Linked DNA regions of Homo sapiens: region 2 is linked to region 1. Evidence: chromatin contacts called from ENCODE Hi-C data. All regions are on one chromosome and are shown on one strand. Each heading gives the region's core, a stretch centred on a gene start or an enhancer-like site at or near the end of the contact. The rest is flanking DNA. Distances are from core to core; before and after follow the strand shown.

The links. Hi-C counts contacts between places; a loop is a spot of excess contacts on that map. Pooled maps may share reads with other maps.
Region 2: a pooled map shows a loop between it and region 1 (6-fold over the local background). The contact joins two enhancer-like sites. A Hi-C loop is called at or near these places in 2 of 37 single-sample maps with no recorded cell type and 4 of 50 pooled maps.

Annotation. Positions count from the first base shown.
Region 1 is chr11:120,924,097-120,928,131 of GRCh38, reverse strand. All of the region lies in intron 13 of GRIK4 (glutamate ionotropic receptor kainate type subunit 4), which reads right to left. Among named protein-coding and RNA genes, the nearest start is that of TBCEL, 98 kb to the left of the region's middle. RefSeq lists a silencer at 1,903-2,002. Within about 2 kb of position 2,016, at least 2 of the 41 ENCODE cell types and tissues checked have a DNase peak (open chromatin) inside an H3K27ac peak, as active enhancers do.
Region 2 is chr11:121,365,199-121,369,468 of GRCh38, reverse strand. No RefSeq gene overlaps it. Among named protein-coding and RNA genes, the nearest start is that of SC5D, 75 kb to the right of the region's middle. RefSeq lists enhancers at 1,774-1,873, 1,914-2,013. Within about 2 kb of position 1,833, at least 7 of the 41 ENCODE cell types and tissues checked have a DNase peak (open chromatin) inside an H3K27ac peak, as active enhancers do.

The DNA of each region.
Region 1 (4,035 bases), core at 767-3,266:
GCCATTCTCCTGCCTCAGCCTCCCGAGTAGCTGGGATTACAGTTGTGCACCACCATGCCCGGCTAATTTTTGTATGTTTAGTAGAAACACGGTTTCACCACGTTGGCCAGGCTGGTCTCTCACACTCCTGATCTCAGGTGATCCGCCTGCCTCGGCCTCCCAAAGTGCTAGGATTACAGGCATGAGCCACCATGCCTGGCCTGCCTTCTTAATATTTTTTTATGCCATGGACCTCTTTAACAGTCTGCTGATACCTGTTAACCTCTTATTTTAAAATATTTTAAAATGACTACATAGAAATTCAGTTATCAAAATATGTGTACACTTTTTGTGCTATAGTGGTATCTGTGCCTCTTTACATAACAAGAGCTGGAAGTGTGTCTAACAGCAACACTAAATTAATACCATTGGTGACAAAGTCACAGGTGTGGTTAATACCATGAAGCTTTGTTGACCACATTCATAATTGAAGGAAATATTACATTTCTGTTTGAACTTAGAAAAATATATAGATGTTAATTTTTCCTTTCTTTCTTTCTTTCTTTTTTTTTTTTTTTTTTTTTTTTGAGACAGAGTCTCACTTTGTCACCTAGGCTGGAGGGCAGTGATGTGATGTGGTTCACTGCAACCTCCGCCTCTCAGGTTCAAGCAGTTCTCCTGCCTCAGCCTCCTGAGTACCTGGGACTACAGGCACGCACCACCACACCCAGCTAATTTCTGTATTTTTAGTAGAGATGGGGTTTTGCCATGTTGGCGAGGCTGGTCTCGAACTTCTGACCTCAAGTGATCAGCCTGCCTTGGCCTCCCAAAGTGCTGGGATTACAGGTGTAAGCCACTGTGCCCGGCCAATTCTTCCTTTCTAGTTTTGTGGACTCTCAATGCTATCCTCAGACCATGGGTGTATGTGGACCTAGGAAAAGAACCGAGAGACTTCCAAGTTCATAAAGACCCAACTCCTTACCGTGGCCCACCAGGCGTTGGTGATACGGCAGCCCATTCACCACAGTCTAGCTAGTCATGCTAACCCCCATCCTGATTTCTGAACATGACAAGTTCACTTTCCACCTTGGGGTCTTGGAGTTTACTCTTTCCCCTCCACATATGCTCTGCCCTGGCCATGGCCCAGCTGGCTTCTCACCGTTCTGACCTCAGCTCAAGCACCATGCCATCAATGCAGCCTTCCCTACTTGCCCACTTAATGGGCCCCTCTCCTCGAGACACTCTGGCTCATTATACTGCTTTATTTTCTTCACAGCGGAAATCATGACCTGAAATTGTCTTGTTTATTTACCAGTTTACCTGTTGATTGTCTAGAGTGCCATCTTCAGGAAGGAGTGACCTTTGTCTGCCTTAGTCATCATACATCTCCAGTGTCCAGAACCTGCCATGTGCCAGGCACTACATAAATATTTGTTGAATGAAGTCATGATTGAATGAATGAATAGACAAATCCAAGAAAGAGGAGCTCAGTTAACATTATTCTCTATCCTTGGCTCTCAACTGAGGGAACGATTTTGTAGTAGAATGTTTTGACCAAGGGTACACCCTCTAGGGCCAGCTCAGCCACTTACTAACTGCATAATCTTAGGCCAGTTACTTAACCTCTTTGTACCTCAGTTTCCTCATCTGGAAAATGGGGTTAGTAATATTACATACTTTGTAGGTATGTTGGGGAGGTTAAATTAATGAATACACAAAAAGCACTTAGAACAGTGCCTGAAACATAGGGAATGTTCCAGAAGTGTCAGCCTTTATTATTTTGTTGCAACTTAAAGGATTCACTTCAATTTTATTTATTTTTTAAAATTATTGTTTCAGAAAATTCAATGTAGGTATTGAAGGGAGTGAAAAGAAATCCCATGATTAAAAAACTAATATGCATTATAGATGTCAGTGTTTATATAGTTGAGGTGTGAAAGAGAAAGGGAACTGAGAGCTTAGGTCCAGGCAGGTTATGGTATGTGGCAAAGCCCAGAGAGGCCTAAGTTTCACTTCCTCACATCACTACTACCACCACCATCACACCTGACTTTCTGAAGATTGACCAACAATTTACATGTCGAATCAAGAAAAGAAATTGAATCCTATCTGAGTTTTCAGGAAGATATGCTCATTTCTTTTCTTTCTTTTTCTTTTTTTTCTTTCTTTTTTTTTTTTTGAGATGGAGTCTCGCTCTGATGCCCAGGCTGGAGCACAGTGGTGCGATCTTGGCTCACTGAAACCTCCACCTCCTGGGGTCAAGCAAATCCCCTGCCTCAGCCTCCTGAGTAGCTGGGATTACAGGCGCACACCACCACACCTGGCTAATTTTTTTTGTATTTTTAGTAGAGATGGGGTTTCACCATGTTGGCCAGACTGGTCGTGAACTCCCGACCTCAGGTGATCACCCGCCTCAGTCTCCCAAAGTACTGGGATTACAGGCGTGAGCCACTGCGCCTGGCCGATATGCTCATTTCTAACCCAAATGCACCCTTTATTGATAAAAATCTCTGGCCCACAATACAGTCACCAATAGGCCATGGGACAAGGGGCACTGAATTTTCACCAGTGAGTCCACCCTCTTCTGCCTGTCTCCCATCCCTGCTGGCTGCCAAAACAGCTGGTTAAGCTCTGGGTCGCTGACAACGGGCAAAGCTAACTGGTCCACATGGGGATCCAACCTGCAGACCTGAACTAATGAGCAAGGGCTTGTGCTGGCCTAGCCAGCCCTACACTTATTTCGAGGCTATGGGTTCCAGGCGTGATCGGGGGCCTGTGTAAAGCTGGCCTGGGCAAGCCCAGGCGACAGGTTTCTGCTGTTGTAGGAGCCCGACAGTGCCACCAGCTCACGGCGCTGTCTTCCTTTCATTTTCCCTCCCACTTGTCAGCCCTGTAATTAGGAATGGTGAGATTCACGGGCCTGTTATTAGGACTGTTTTTGTTGGGTAAAATAAAGTACCACCAACTTCTGTGGGCATCGCCCACAGCCATAGAGAACTTCTAGAGGCCTTCCCTGTGCTCCTTCTCTGTTCCCACTTTTTCACCCCATCCCCTACAGCTCCTGCTAGACAGAATGGAGGCCCCAGCTCTGCCTCAGAGACCAGCCCTGAACTGCCCCACCTCCCCAGGGAGTGAGCAGTGATGTGACCAATTGGATCCACAAAGTGGACAGCATCTGGCCCCTTCTCATTTCCTATCAGTATGTGCACACGTTGAAACCACTGCAAAGGGCAGCAGGGCATTTTCTCAGGAATCCCTGCCATTTTTTGAGGAAGAGAGCTGAAGACATTGTTCTGAACCTCTGGCCACTCTTCCTGGGTGATAAAGGTGTATTTGGTCTTTTTCTGAGAGGTGTCCCACTTGTTGACATGGCTCATATGCCCATCAATAGTCATACCCCAAAACTGTTTTTTCACAGATCGTTCTTGAGACCCACAGCAACGTCTAAGGTTGGCAGTAACCTATTTAGAGATGAGGAGAATGAGACTCAAGAAGTCATGTGGTGTTAAATTTGGAATAATGGTTACCTTTGGGCAGACGAAAGGTGTAGAGAGTGAAACAGGAAAGAGGTGGGTGGGGACAAGGGGGTCTTCAGGATGCCGCTAAGGGTATATTTCTTGATCCGGACAGTGATTGATCACACAGGGATGTCCTCTTTGTGATCATTCATTAAGCTGTCACTTACGATTTGTGCACTTTTCTATATGTCTATTTCAATATATATTTTTTTAAGTTAAGTGATTTTCCCAAGTAGGAGAATGGCCACTGTTGAGCCTGCCACTAAACGCTCTGCTGACTCTGTGGTGAGGAGCCTGGAAGGGGAGCCAGGGCTGCTGCCACGGTACCGACTGCTACAGCGGTGACCTCACACACGCAAGGGAGCCACACTCAGGCCTGGCCAACCTCCTGTGCACCTCTCTTTACACATCTGGGTGGCTTCTAATTCAAGAAGGGGTAAAATGCACATCTGGATGTTTTCATGGATTTTCATTCTCATTTGGATGAAGAAGAGTCTAGATTCCTCGTCTGGCACAAACAGCTTAACAGATTGTGAAA
Region 2 (4,270 bases), core at 584-3,083, 440 kb before region 1:
GCCCTTTCTCCTTTAAATTTGAAGCCCTCAGAATTATCTTCAGAGAAAAGGCATAGACCTGTCTCCAGAGTGTGAGTCCTTAACTTTGGCAAATAAACTTCCCAAAATGATTGACGCTTGTCTCGTCATTTGCCTCGATTGATAATTACCCACTGAGATAAATGCCTGTGATGCCTTAAGGTGCTCAGAACACAGAGTAAGTCTAGGATCTTAATGTCAGCATTGTGGTTTAGGGGAAAATAAAAGGTTGCTGTTCATACAGAGTGGTCTCTCATATATGCCTCGGGATTAAACTGCAATTCACAGAAAACCCTAACAATCTTGCTTTCTGAACGCTTTTTGAAAATATGCAGTGAATTGCCAAGACCAGGATGTTCTTCATCAAGGACTTCCGAGGAGATAAGATTTAATTTGCTTTTTTGTTGGTCTTCTTGGGGCGGGTGAACTCCAGGGAGTGATGTGTGTTTTCTGTAAAGTCAGCAAGCTATTGTTGAACAGAATTTCTGCAGATATTGTCAGTGGGAACATAATTTGGGTCAATGAATCATAAATTCTATTTTGGTAATTTGCCGAAGACAACATTGAAAACAGAGCTAGCCCAACGGGGAAAACTGGAAAGAGACACACAGCTCAATAGCATGGCAATAGGGCAGAGGGGGAAAGAAGTGAGACATTCTGCCTAACAGACTGCAGACTTCTCTTCAAATGATTAGCCACCAAGCAGGTTGGATTTTTTTTTTCCTTCCAAGTCCTGGGAACGACGGCAAAGCAGTTAACACAGACTGCACAGTCACAAACCAACAGAAACATGACACTTGAGGTAAGTCCCCTAAGATTCTCAGATAACTACCTCTGTTCAGTTCATCAACCCACAAACAATCCAAACTTGTCTCTTGGAAAAAATTCCCAGACCTTCAATGCAACAGCCTTGTGCTGCTCACATTGTTCTAGTTTCTGTAGGTTACAGAAAACAGTCAGCTCACACACTGGCTTCATCTTTCCTTCCTTTTGGTTCAGGAAATTCAGGTGCAGCTATTGGTGGTGGGAGGTGGATGGAGGAGCAGTGAAAATGAATGCAAATGAGGATGATTTTTTCATTAGATGTGGCTTTTCCTTAATACAATTTTATTCAACTTTATAAATGAAGAAACTGGAGATGAACAACAGTAACAAATAACCCCAAGTCTCCATTATTCATTCCAGGAATTAAATCTAGGACCTTCAACTCAGATGCCCTTTTGTTTAGCTCCTCAGGATACTGGAGGGAGAGAAAAATTTTACCTGAGCGTTTACTCAAAACCAAGGTCAGACAATGCTGTATTTACCTCTATCACCATCCTCTGCTCAGTCCTCAAGAGCTTTGTGCAAGTGAGAACAGCTGTCCTTTGTTTTAAACAAGGACAAGCAAGACAACTGAAGTTTAATTGCAACAGGATGCATTTGGATTAAGTGTGGGAAAAAAAAAATTGTTGGATTCCAAGTATTGTGAGACCAAGGAATGAATTACAGGGGAGAGTGACAACATTTTTTTTTTCTAAAGATTTTGGGGACAGCTCTGTTTCTGGAATGTCCGAAGATAGTCCATCCAATAGGACCAATTACCAGAATCCAGCCCCCAGAGCCTACCATTTCTATACTCATTCTTCTGGCTAATAAAGGGGGTTCTGCTTCACGCCCTCAGTACAGGTCTTTCAGCCATGACGACCAAGGCAGACCATTCTGGTTTCAGCTGGAGTGTTTCTGTTCTCATGAGACACCAGTCCACAGGGGTTCTCTGTCTCACATGTGGAAGGGAAAGTGAAAGTAGCTTCTTTTAAAATGAACAGTTACCTCCTTCTCATTGGCAAAAGGCCACTTAAATTTCCCAAGGGGGACAGAAAACCATCTTGCAAAGTTTAGAAGATATTCGTAGCAGCTGACCCGCAGCAATGTCCTAAAGCTGGGCTTTCAGAATCACTGGGTACTTGGCTCCATTCCAGTCTAATTAAGTCTCAAGGCTTGGGTAGTAGGACCCAGGCATTGATATTTTCGAAAAAGCTTCTCAGTTAACTTGAAAATGCTTCCAGGGTTGAGAAGCACCATTCTGAGTACAGTTGATATGCACCATCCTCTTTCAGAGCTTTTTAGGAGTTCAAATTTGGCTAGACCAAGGGAAGGACAGTACAAAGTGTCTACTTATATGAACTGTTCCAGTTGACTGCCATTTGATTGATGTGTTGGAGGATTAGGGCCCCAGCCATCCTATTAAGAAAGCAAGTGGACCACTGCCTGGCTGTGAGCCTGGAGGAAGCCACTTCAACGGCTTTGTTTCAAGAGCCAGGGAAGACAGAACCCGAGAGCTGTGTCTTGAAGGCTTCCTGCAGGGAGTGGGAGCTATGATTTTATTGCTAGAGAAAGAGTCTCCAAGCTGTTGATGGATTACAAGCTGCTGATCCGTCTCCAGCCCTCAGAGGGCAGAATGTGGAGAATTCCAAAACACAACATAACAGTTGCCTCTGGTACAAAGAAGACGCAGTAATTTGTGGAGGCCGCGTGGCTAAGAATGTAAAGGCAACCAAGCACTGGGGTTAAGAATTAGGAATCTGGATTTGAACCACCCTAGGTTCACATCCTACCACTTACTAGCTATGTGCCTTTAGGTATATTAATTAATTTGGGCTTCACTCTCTTATCTGTAAAATGAGGATAATAATAGTAATTACCTCATTTAATTGCGATGATTCAGTAAAATAATGGACGCTAACACTTATTTAAATATATAATGCATTCAGTAAGACTTGCCTGTATGTGTTTTGTTGGGGCAGAAGCTGCAATGGAGTCTGTGCTGATGAGGGTAGGAGTGGAGAAGGTGTTTCCTCGTCACCAGGGCAGCGGCATTGGAGATCTAGGACGAGCTAGGAGGGAAAGGTGTTCTCCACGACGCCAGGCTTGTACTGACAGGATTCTCTCAAAGTTGAGGTACCCAGTTGCTGGGTACAACCCCAGCACTTGGTAGGGAAGGAGAGCAGCTCTCATCCCAGGCTGTGCAGCCTGCGTCCGCTTAACCTTTAAAGCAAGTGAAGTTGTCACCTGGGTCTTTGTCCTCCTCATCATCCCTAGAGATTCTGAGTAAGAAAGTCTGGGGTGGACCCAAGGAATCTGTATTTTCTTAAGAGTTCTCAGGATGATTTAGCAGCATGGGCAGGGTTGAGAAGCATGGTGCAGTCTGCTCAGTGCAATTAAAAGGGTCATGAACACTCCTCTGCCCGACCTTGTTGGCGCACTGTATATTATTTTACTGCCAGAGATCATCAGCCCTGCAATTCCACTAAACGGGCATTTGTTTCAATTAACAAGTGGTCTCTTTAAAATGCACTTGATGTGAAACCCTACAGTTCTAGCACTTAAGATCAAATTCAGCAAGTGTTCAGAATTCTGAAGAGAGAGAAGGGCAGGAGGTGATTTGGGGACAGGGGGTGATGTGGGTACAGCAGACCTGGTCAGGGACTGAGAAGAGGGAGCTTTTGGCAACATGAAAGAAGAGGCCTTATGGCAGATAAGCAGAGGAAGTACACCAAGAAGTGGAAGAGGGACCCAGAATGAAAGGATTGACAATTCCAAAGACAAGGAAGGTGTTTTTAAAACCAGCTAGATACTGCCTTTCAACTGCCGTTTACAGAGCTCCTACTGGATGGCAGGCATTGGGCCAAGCATTTTTAACGCCAATTTGATCTTCACAACTGTTCAGCGGCCAAGTTATTGCTATTTCTACCTTACTAATGAGGAAGCTGAAGTTCAGCTACCTCATCCAATGGAGCAGACAGGTGACATTACATCCCTGTGTCTTACGGAGTGGAGGTGAGATTGGGTGTGAGGGGCAAGAGCCAGCATCTTTGGAGAAAAGCTCTGGCTGGCGACCAGGCCTCCTGTCATCTTCAGTCCTTTGTTTTCCCAGACCCGTCCCACTGCAAGCATGTTCAGCCCATCCTGTTCCTAAGGATGGAGGGTGAGAACTAACCCCAACTGAGCTACCATCTGCTCAGCCCTGTGTTCAGAGATTGTCAGGGCAGGGAGTGAGCTAGATCTTGTCTTCTCAACTCCCAACCAGCAGAAATAGCAAACATCTTTGGAGATTCCCTTTATTTGGCTTCTGGTTCTCACTGCTAAGCATCGCTATTAAATCTCAGGACCCTTTCCTGTGCAGGCATGTCTGCCTCAGACGCTATCTATCTCAGTATATCAATTCCTAACAACCAGGTGTGGTTGGCACCTAAGTTGAGACCTGTGAACT